Linked DNA regions of Homo sapiens: all the other regions are linked to region 3. The links are chromatin contacts, found by Hi-C or POLR2A ChIA-PET in ENCODE. All regions are on one chromosome and are shown on one strand. The core of a region is the stretch at or near the end of the contact, and the rest is flanking DNA. Distances in the headings are between cores, read along the strand shown.

Region 1 (3,459 bases), core at 493-2,992, 150 kb after region 3:
GTTTATTTGGTTTTAAGAAATATATTTTAACTGTGGCTGTCAGTAAAATAGAGACCTTAGCATACCACAGGCACCCACACTATGAACCACAGACCACGGAAAAGCACTTAGTAGTTATATGTAATCAAATTTGTGCCATCTGATACAGAAGAGTGCCTCACTATTTATGGGAGCACTATAACACATCTTTTATAAACCGAGAATCTATTTGTAGTGTGAATGGTCTCTTACTCTGTTTTAAAGTTTGATTTTTTTGTGTAGATGTGGTCTTCCTCAAGTAAGACACTTTTGGAAAGTAAACCTAAGGTAATCAAACATAATGAACATTCATTCATTCATTCAACAATGAAGATATCTGTATTAAGGACTATGCTGGGTAAGTGATTGCAAGGAGGAAGTGCTTTAATGCCCCTCAGGTACTCGACTAAGGCCAGGGAGGAGAGAAGAATTCTGATGTGTTACATATTCTTTTCCTGCAAAGTCAAAAATGAAACAAACGTCTTTTCTTCTGTAACATATCTATCCAATAACTTCTTGAAGGCAATGTTTTCTTCTGTAACACAGCTATCCAATAACTTCAAAAGGCAATCTTTTTAAAATCTCCTTCCCACATATAACACACAGCACAAAAATGTGATGAATTTGTGTTGTCACGAAATATCAAAAATGTCAATGAGGAGAACTTGACAAGTCCCGGGGATCTGAATGCCCGGAGTCCTAAACTGTACCTAGAGTCTTGCAGCGTCATAGCCAGAAGGGACTTGCGATTCTTGTGCCCACTCCACTCTACGGTCCCGTTCCCTCTTTCGTTTTTCAGAGGAAGAAACTAGTGTTCAGAAAGGTAGGGGAAGGATCTGAAACTGGAGCTAGGCTTTTTGATCTTCAAACTTTTTAGGTGATTTGCTGGATGAGTCTGCTCCTCCTCTTTTGCAGGCAGGAAAGCTGTATAGAATGACAAACTTTGGGTTTCAGGGGATGTTCTCTCGTTCTCTTTTAGTTAAACTTATTATAAATAACTCGTAAGCAGAAGGTGTGGTGGCAATGGATGATGGACGGTAAAAAGAACTTCCCCAAAGGCTGGGCGCGGTGGCTCACGCCTGTAATCCCAGCAGTTTGGAAGACCGAGGCGGACGGATCACTTGAGTTCTGGAGTTCGAGACCAGCATGGCCAACATGGTGAAACCCTGTTTCTACTAAAAATACAAAAAATTAGCCGGGTGTGGTGGCGAGACCCTGTAATCCCAGCTACTTGGGAGGCTGAGGCAGGAGAATCGCTTGAACCTGGGAGGCGGAGGTTGCAGTGAGCCAAGATCGTGCCACTGCACTCCAGCCTGCCTGGGCGACAGAGTGAGACTCGGACACACACACACACACACACACACACACACACACACACACAAAAGAACTTCTCTAAAGACAGCCCGAACAGACCCACTCGGGGTTCAGGGAATTTGCTCTTCCCTTGGTCCTTAACTGACCTACCACTCCCCAATAACTGCGCTCAGCCACTCTTAGGATTTGGCGGGTGGACAGGCGAAACTGCGGATCCCAGGATGCAGTTCCCCCCTTCATCACCTGTGTAGCCCGGTCGCTACCCTCACTGCATTCTGGGAAATGTAGTTTCTTATCAGTAACGACAACGTCTAGGAAACGTTTGGCCGTCAGGTTGGAGGGATCCGCCCCTCCACTGGCCCCGCCCCAGGTTGCTTAGGAGATAAGAGACGCCGAATCTTGGTACTTACGTTCCTGCCGGGCAGGACAGGTGCATAGGGAACTCCTCAGAGGTCTGTACCTCGAGGGCTCCCATGGATAGCCTTGACAGATCCTGCCAGGACTGGTGCGACAGGAAGCAACACTGGTTGGAGATCGGACCACCGGACTTGGTGGAGCGCAAGGGCTCCCTGACCCTCCGCTCCCATCACAAGAAATACTCGAAGCCGGTGTTGGTGTATTCCTGGTGAGCGAAGTCCCCTCGCAAGTTCCCGGGTGCTGCGGGGAGGAAAGAGAGGGGAAAGGATGGAACAGGAAAGGAAAGGAGAGTCAGAGAGAGGGGACAGGAGTGGAGACGACAGAGGAAACGGAAAAAAGAATGAGAAAAGTGGGGGAGAAATGTAGAGAAAGAAGGAAATGAGAAGAAAGGTGAGAAAAAGATGAGACGAGAGAGGAATGGGAAGGAGGAAAAGAGAGAAAAGAAAGAAAAGGGAAAGAAATATTTTCAAAGGAGAAATAGAGAGAGTGGGAGAGAGGGTTGGAGCAGAGAGGAGGAAATAGGAGAGCCTTTCAGGGGCAGCTCCCAGCCACACACTGGGCCACGCAGCAGCCAAATCCCCGCCACCTGAGGTTTTAGCTCATTCACACAGAGCGGGTGTGTATAAATAGGGGGTGAAAAGGGGGTGCTGTCAGAGGCCTGGAAATCACATTTCTGACACAGGCACTTACTCATAAAAGGAATTAGAGGCCAGGGGCACAGCAGGAGGGAGATGCCTATTTAGAGGACCAGCCTCCAGGGCTGCCACTTCCTGGGGGTAGGGTGTACATGGAGTGATTTGAACGAGGCCCCTCATATTTTCTAGGCTACATACAAGAACTTTTCTGGCCAGAGACTGCAAACTGGCATCTCCCACTGGTTAAGGCCAACAGACATTGTTTGGCATGAGCTCTGTTTACTTTTTTTTTTTTTCATTTTAATTAGTTGGCCACATTTAAAACTAGGAGATTCACAGTAAATCCAGGGTTGTATCTTTGAAAATTTGAAAGTCTTGGCCAGAGAGGATTTTATTTCTCTGGGGAACTATGAATGTACCAGAGCTGAGCACTGGCTACACCTTAAGATGGGTGTTGTTCTGTCTTTAGGAACTTCCCTCGTGTAAGTTCTTGCTTGGCCCCAAGAAGCATTTGGTTTACTTCTTGTGCTTTAGAACTTGACCTGGAAATTCACTTTCTCTTATTAAATATCACAGTGACCAATAGCAACACTGTGATGTATAACTGGAAGAAAAGTGGAAACTTTTAGGACTTTTCAAATTCTTTCCCTTGAATTAACTTTCCTGGCTCTGCTGTTGATAGTAATTACATTTGGAGTGGTTGGAATATTTGGGAGGGGCGTGAAGAAAAAAAAGAAATGAAAAGAAGTCACAAATCTTGTCTACTTTATGTTTTTGCTTTTGAAAGAAATGAGTGATTTTGACTCTAGCCCTAAGGCTAAGCCCGACTTCATCCCATTCATTCATGTAATATATGCGACCCCTGCAGTTTCTGTCTTGCAAACTTTCTAAAGCCTATTCCCTGCTTTCCAACAAGTTTACCTTTCTGCTTTTACTTCTCAACCCTGAAACTGTCTCTCTTCCTCCTTTGAACTCAGTATGAGAAGTTATACAGATTTGGAATCCAAAACTACACTGGGAAACAGAACATCCTCTTTTAGCCTCATATAGGGCTTACCTCATAGCTCTCAAGCAA
Region 2 (3,364 bases), core at 15-2,514, 130 kb before region 3:
TGGGACTAAGGTGAACACCAATTCCCTTGGACCATCTGAGTTAATACCTTTTTTCTTTTAAAAATTTTACTTTTATAAAAATAATTTTTTGAAAATAGTTTAAAAATATATCTATTTATAAGGAAACTAATAAACATGTCCAAAATTATATAATTTCTAAAAATTAATGACTATGTTCAGAGCAGTTTTACGTTCTCAACAAAACTGAACAAAATGTATGGAGTTCCCATATACATCTCCTCTTCCCTACCCTGCATACACTTGCCTCCCCCACCATTAACATCTCCCACCAGAGTGGTGCATTTGTTGCAGTCAATGAACCAAGACTGGCACATCGTTATAAAACAAAGTCCATCGTTTACTTGGGAGTTCGCGCATGATGTACACTCTATGGGTTTGAACAAATATATAATGACATGTATCCACCATTATTGTTCCATACAGAATAGTTTCACTGCCCTGGTTTCTTTTACTTAGTAATGTGCATTTAAAATTCCTCCATGTCTTTCTCTGCCTTGAGCGCTCATTTCTTTTTAGCACTGAATAATATTTCATTGTATGGATGCTCCACAGTTTATTTATCCATTCACCTATCGAAGGACATCTTGGTTGCTTCAAAGTTTTGGCAATTATGAATAAAGCTGCTATAAACATCCACAAGCAGGTTGTGTGTGGACATAAGTTTTCAACTCATTTGGGTAAATAGCAAGGAGTGTGATTGTTAGATTGTGTGTATGGTAAGGGTATTTTTAGTTTTGTTAAGAAACTGCCAAAATGTTTTCCAAGCAAAATTATAGAATTTTAATTATGTTTAATGCCCCCTTTTATTCTCAAAAGTGTCCAAGTGTGGGTGATAAATGGTCACTGTACTTAAAAAGGATAATTTCTCCTGAATTACAGAAGGACAGTATTTCACCCTAGTTGTATTTCGTTGAACCAAATCAAAATGAATCACAAATAGCAATTAATCTTCTGAAGACTACTGGGGAGAGAAGAGAGGGCAAGTGAACCAGTTCTCGTTTTCCTTGCAGGAGAAATCAGCACAATGAGGTTAAGAGGCTTCTGCAGGCCCCAGCCAGCCAGCTGCAGAGTAAGAGTGCAATCAAAATCGCTGCAAACTCCATTTACTGTGCCATCCTCTCAAGACCAAAATCTTCCTTTATTGTCCAATTAGTTAGGGTTCCTTAGTTTCTAAGAACAGCACTCAATGGATTTAAAACAGACTGGCAGGCCTGGGAGGGGCCGTGGCCCCTAATTGGAGGGAGCCCCTGGCAGTTCTTTGAGCCTGGACTGCGGGCTGCTGGCAGCTGGCCCTCCACTTCCACTCCCTGCTGTGCTGGGATTTCCCCCCCCCCCCCCCGGCCTGTCCTCCACAGCCTGCACTGCACTTGTGGCTCTGCTTGCTGTTTTGGTTCCCTACTCTGGGGCAGAGCAAGGAAACCTGGAAACCATTAGAAAGTAAAGCATTATAGGTCTGAGGAAGTACTTGATTTTGTACCCTGCTACCTTTCCAGACCGCCACTGATCTGGCCCCCTGTACTTAAAGAAGAAATAGCTCTGGGAGCAGTCCCTCAGTTGTGCTGACATACCAAGTGCACAGGCTCTAGGCTGAGAAGGTCATGCCAGTCAAAAGCACTGCAATAGCATTTCATGTTCCTGGGACTCTTCTATGCGCTTAAATATTATTTAACCCTTATAAGAACTCTAGGAACTAGTTGTTATATTACCCACCTTCAATTTAAGGAGGAGGAAACCAAGGAACAGAAAGGCTGAGTAACTTTCCCAGGGTCACAAAGCAGATAATTGGTGGGGTTAGGATTTTAACTTGCATCATATGACCTGTTCCAGAATCTGGTCTTAATAATGAAGCCATGCATCTCTCCAATTTGCTAGCAATGTCTGAAATTTCCCTGCTTAACCTAATGGGTTAATTGGATCACTCTGCCATCATTGCTTCCATTCAAAGGAGTATTTTGCACAGTATAAAAACAAATTAATTTGGATCCAAATAATTTGACATAAATTGTAGGCCTCTCAAACTCAATTTCCTTCTGGATAAAACAGGCATAGATTCAGTATCCACATTTGTTGCAAGAATAAAATTATGTTTATAAAGTGTGGAGTGCTCGTATCAAGAAACTGCGTAGTAATACTACCTTCTACTACTCTTTTTTGTTATTATTATTTTTAGGCTGAATTTAAACTTTCCTTCCTCAATATCTATGAAAAGAGTTTGCAAACAGTACCTGCATATGTAAGGTACCATTAAGGGATATTTTAAAAACACTTCAAAAGCATTTGCTCACATTTCAACAATCAGCATGCAAATTACAAGTCATGCTTAAATATTTCTTATGGCACATTGCAAAGGACCTTCCCCTGTCACTCTTTGATGGCTGAGTTTCTGTTACTGAATATAGCTGAAAGTAATACAAAGTCAATTTAAATATTATCTATCATTCAGAATGGCTTTCTACCAATTTATTATACATGCATATAACATACTCCCATGCAGTAAGATGTCTTTAGACAGGTTCATGATAATATAAGAAAATAAGGGAACTAATAAAATAAAATTCATGTGCAGAGCTTTCTGTTGAACATCCCAGCCAATCCTCACTACTCATACAGACTTTTAGTCCATACCTAACCTTATACACAGGGTCCTTCATTATTTTGCATAATAGGGACTCCTCCCACAAAAGAATAGCCTTACTATTGATATTGAAGACATATGATGACTAAAACATATAACTAATTTGGTAACATACTGAAAGAATTTAAATTGCATGAATTTTAAGAGCTTCTACAACACATATGCTCAAAATATACCATTTATTTTCAGTCTATAGAGAATGCTTGTTATCTAGGTAGATGGTTTCAAGGAAGGATCCCTTCAGTAAATATAAGTCTCCACCCACCCCCCTGCACCCACCATTCTCTACCCAGGGAGGGCCTTGGCCCACCGGTTAAAATCCAATGTATGGTTCTTCAATGAAGCTAGAAGACACTCTTGGGGGTTCTGTTCAGCTTATCAGAGTTCTACCTTCTCTAGAATTGTTTCTCCACTATCCACATGATCCTAGGACCTGTTTCTTCCCCCTGGCCTTAGCCAATTGACTAGGGGTAGACCCCTCACCCAGAATAGGTCATAGTTTTCTACAGAAATTTAGAAATGGGACTAAGAGATTTCAATTCTCATCTGGGCTGGTTTCATGAATGGAGGAACAAAACTACCTTAGGAGTTGTGACTTAGCCAGACTAAACAAAATGGGCTTGATAGATGATGTGCTAGCCGGCAAAGAAAAATTAAAATGGAGAAAGAACGGACAGATGTGGGAGACTGGGACAAAAAGCCAAAACC
Region 3 (3,341 bases), core at 834-3,333:
CATGCAATCTTTGCCCATAAAAGAAAGCAAAACAAAAATTTTAAAAAAGAAAAATAAATCTCTGGTGCCAACATGTTGTATATTTACTTGTGTAGCCATGACTGCTACGGGCTTTTCGAAGAGAACCGGGCAGCCAGTTTGGATTCCGACAATGCAGTAGAATTTAAGGTGTTATGACTAAAACATGTCCTAAGCAGATTAAGCTAGTCATACAACATTTTAATAAAGAAGTGTCGAGATATTAAGTGTAAAGTGCACTCATTCCTATGAATACCGCAGGAGAAACATAGGTGAGGGGGAATCACACTGCCCTGGATACACATGAATATGCCATCTCCCTGCCTACCTCTACCCAACCCTACCTACACACACCTATCTTTACCACGCAGAGACAATTAAACAGCCATAGACTCTGGATGCATTTCTGTGTCCTTGTTCCCACTGGGTGAGTTGTTGCCAGCCTGACATTTTTCCAAATTCCCTACTAGTGGGCTCTATCAGGTAGGAAAGCAGGGACTTTACTGACCTGGGACCCCATCGCTGTGGGTCTCAGGAGATTTCAGTTTCCAAATGATACACGGCACCACCTAGCTATTGTGACAGCTGGGAGAGTGGATGTCACCAGCAGTAGAAATAAAGTATCCTGTTTCCTGAGGAAAACGCCCTGGCTGTGTGATGCTGACCAAGTGGGCACCAAACATTTCTCCGTGTGATATTTTTCTTCTTTTTAAAAGACCGCCCCCCGCCCCACCGCATCTCTCTATACGTATACACCTCCAGAGTTCATTCTAAAAGAACCAACACAAAGACCATCCATCCTCTAGCCATAAGGTTTTCAGTGCTTAAATGTGGAAGGAGAAGGTCTAGCTAGCATTGAAAGTTGTGGGGACAGGAAGAGGAATCTGATCATTCAACATCCTTCTCCTTCTGGTCAGACAAGAGAAAAACAATAGAAACTGCACAGTCAGGGAGTACAAGACCCTTATGGAACAGGTGCTAAGGAGAGAAGTAGTATCACAGGATGGAAGGCCCCTTCAAAACCAGGTACATTAGCAAGCCCAGAATGTGTAACGGTTATCCTATTTCCCTGCCATGTGCCTCAAAGCAACATGCTCACTTCCACATCCCCATGTCATGAGGCCAGAGGAAGGGGAAGCGAGAATCCCTACACTGGGCCATCCACACGCAGGAGCAGAACAGACACTGTGCTCAGAGTTGCAGGGTCAAAATAACAAACACTGTCCCACAGTCTTAGCCGGTGACATCAAGTAAGGGCAGCGGCAGATCTCTGGATTTGGGGCGCAGTTTGGGGAACGTGGATGCAACCACACGCGTACACACACATATACAGGATTTTACAAACCGGCCCCTATCCCACTGCCTCCCTCCACACTTCACACACCAAGTGCATCCTGCCCACCTCACCGTTTCCATCATCACATTCTTTCTCCAGGAGAGTCAGCCGAGAGATGAGGGGGTCCTAGCGGGGATTCCTGGAAATGTCACCCCCCAACACCTCCGTCCGCCACCCCATCCCCTCTGCTGTACCTTTTACACACACACTCTCACACACTCACTCCTGCCATGACTGTCATCAGGCCCGCCTGCTGCGCCCGAAGCCCGGCATCTCAGCGGGCACCGGACCCCAGGCGTCTCGCTCGCAACGCCGCCTTCCCCCGCCTCGCTAGCTGATGGTTCCAGGCACTGCCTCCTGGATGTCGCCTGCTGCCTCCGCTCCTCCGCACTATTGTTCCAGGCAGCCCCTCTCGCGTCCGGGGGCGCCCTTTGGCGAGGACCCGGGCTCCGTCGGGGGCCGCATCAGCGCCGGGCACCCCTTCTCACCCACCCCTCCCTGGCTGTGGTACCTTGCCTGACAGCTGGGTCCGCGGGCCCGCGGGAGCAGGCGGCGCTAGTGACAGCGCTGGTGCCAAGCCTGGGAATAAAGCTCCGCTCCAGCCGCTGCTGCCTCCAGCGCCACCATCTTCTCCCGCCGCAGCTGCCGCCGCCGCCGCCGCCGCCGGGACCGCAGCCGCCCTCGCCCAGCTCCGGCTCCGCAGCCGCTGCTCGGACCCCTCCGGTCTCGCGGCCCCACCCCCTTTCCCCACCCTCCCTCCCGCCCTCCAGCTAGCTCGCTGGCCCCTCGTGACGCGCGCTGGGGCCGGGCGGGCCTGCGAGGGAGGGCGCGGGGGAGCGCGCGCGCGCACGCCGCCTGCTAGTAGCGCCCCTGCCTCCCTCGCCCACTCGCGTGCGCGCGCGGCCCGCGAGCCCGCGGCGGCGGCGGCGGCACCGCTGATGTCCTCCGTGGGCCGCCGGCTGCAGCGCCCCTGCCCCGGCGCCGGTGGGCGTGCGGCACACCCGCGCCTCTCGCCTTCCCTCGCGTCCGGGTTCCGAAGGGCCCGCCCTGCCTTTCGGAATGGGTTCCACAGCCCCATCCTCTGGCTCCCGGCCGGACGCAAGGAGGGGAAAATGCAGCTGCATCCCCGAGGGGACTGACGGGGGCCTCCACCCTCCTCGGTGGCAACCCAGGTGGTCCCCAGTTTCCTAGCCAGCAGCTGTGGCCAACCTCTGCGCGAAGCAACGGGCCACGCTGCAGGACCACGAAGCCAGGCAGCCGCGTCGACTCCTGCAGGGTGTTCTCTCCGGAGTGACTCCCGAGCTTTCCCGCTTCCCAGGCCCCTTAGATATCGCCTGCGCTTCAAATTCGGAGATTGACGGCGTCTCCGGAATGCGTCGCAGTCCTGCGAGTTCTCCGCCAGGGGGAGAGCCGCGCGGGCTTGGGCCTGAGCGAAGACAGCCGGGCTGCAGCCCTCCAGGGGAACTGCCGAGTCCCGCCGGGGACAGCGGAGAGCCTGCGGATTGTGAAGCCGAGGAAGGCTCGGCTTGGTTTTCCTACCCGCTCCTCAGTTCTGGTTGATCGGAACTTAAGTGTCTTTGAGCCTAGCACAGGCCATCCGCCCTAGATATGGCTCCTAACTCGAGAGGCCACCCTTTGCGGCAGGGACCAGGTGGCAAGTGCTGTGCATTAATGAAAAGCTGTGGGCTAGACAGGCCCCGGGAGGCCTGGGCTCTGGCGCCAGCCCCACCTGTAATTGGCAATGCAATAGCTAAATCATTCCCCCTCTTAGAAACACAGATTTTTCCATAATAATGTTATAATGCACAAAGCCTTGTAGTTTGCAAAGCCCTCTCCGCACATGTATTCTCCAGTAAAATGAAGATAAGCGCTGGTTATCCAGATCCCTTGGGAAATGGATCTTTTACCACACCGTGTTTCCATATTATTTTAAGCACGTCTCTAGAGAAGTCTGGGGGTGTAGCCTAAAGCATTCTGAAAGTCTTGT

Evidence for each region. A loop is a pair of places that touch in the nucleus more often than their neighbours do. ChIA-PET counts read pairs that join two places held with the same protein, here RNA polymerase II (POLR2A). Pooled maps may share reads with other maps.
Region 1: a loop to region 3 is called in a map of endothelial cell of umbilical vein, with 6 times the contacts of the local background. The contact joins the promoter of CFAP95 here to the promoter of APBA1 in region 3. A Hi-C loop is called at or near these places in 5 of 168 maps with a recorded cell type or tissue (Calu3, HAP-1, HepG2 and 2 more), 1 of 37 single-sample maps with no recorded cell type and 10 of 50 pooled maps. POLR2A ChIA-PET finds 5 or more read pairs at or near these places in 2 of 52 experiments (A673 and H1).
Region 2: a loop to region 3 is called in a map of dorsolateral prefrontal cortex, with 4 times the contacts of the local background. The contact joins the enhancer-like site here to the promoter of APBA1 in region 3. A Hi-C loop is called at or near these places in 9 of 168 maps with a recorded cell type or tissue (A673, Calu3, IMR-90 and 6 more) and 11 of 50 pooled maps. POLR2A ChIA-PET finds 5 or more read pairs at or near these places in 2 of 52 experiments (AG04449 and AG04450).

Annotation. Positions count from the first base shown.
Region 1 is chr9:69,819,075-69,822,533 of GRCh38, forward strand. It overlaps CFAP95 (cilia and flagella associated protein 95), which reads left to right and starts at 1,743. Exons shown (of 6, transcript NM_001010940.3): 1 at 1,743-1,957. The coding sequence starts at 1,806. It overlaps CFAP95-DT (CFAP95 divergent transcript), which reads right to left and starts at 1,665. Exons shown (of 2, transcript NR_038833.1): 1 at 1,576-1,665; 2 at 331-1,193. RefSeq lists a silencer at 1,659-1,718.
Region 2 is chr9:69,541,932-69,545,295 of GRCh38, forward strand. All of the region lies in intron 1 of APBA1 (amyloid beta precursor protein binding family A member 1), which reads right to left. Among named protein-coding and RNA genes, the nearest start is that of APBA1, 130 kb to the right of the region's middle. Within about 2 kb of position 1,265, at least 3 of the 41 ENCODE cell types and tissues checked have a DNase peak (open chromatin) inside an H3K27ac peak, as active enhancers do; they include dorsolateral prefrontal cortex, where a contact is called at or near this core.
Region 3 is chr9:69,670,288-69,673,628 of GRCh38, forward strand. It overlaps APBA1 (amyloid beta precursor protein binding family A member 1), which reads right to left and starts at 2,084. Exons shown (of 13, transcript NM_001163.4): 1 at 1,866-2,084. RefSeq lists silencers at 1,852-1,931, 2,112-2,161.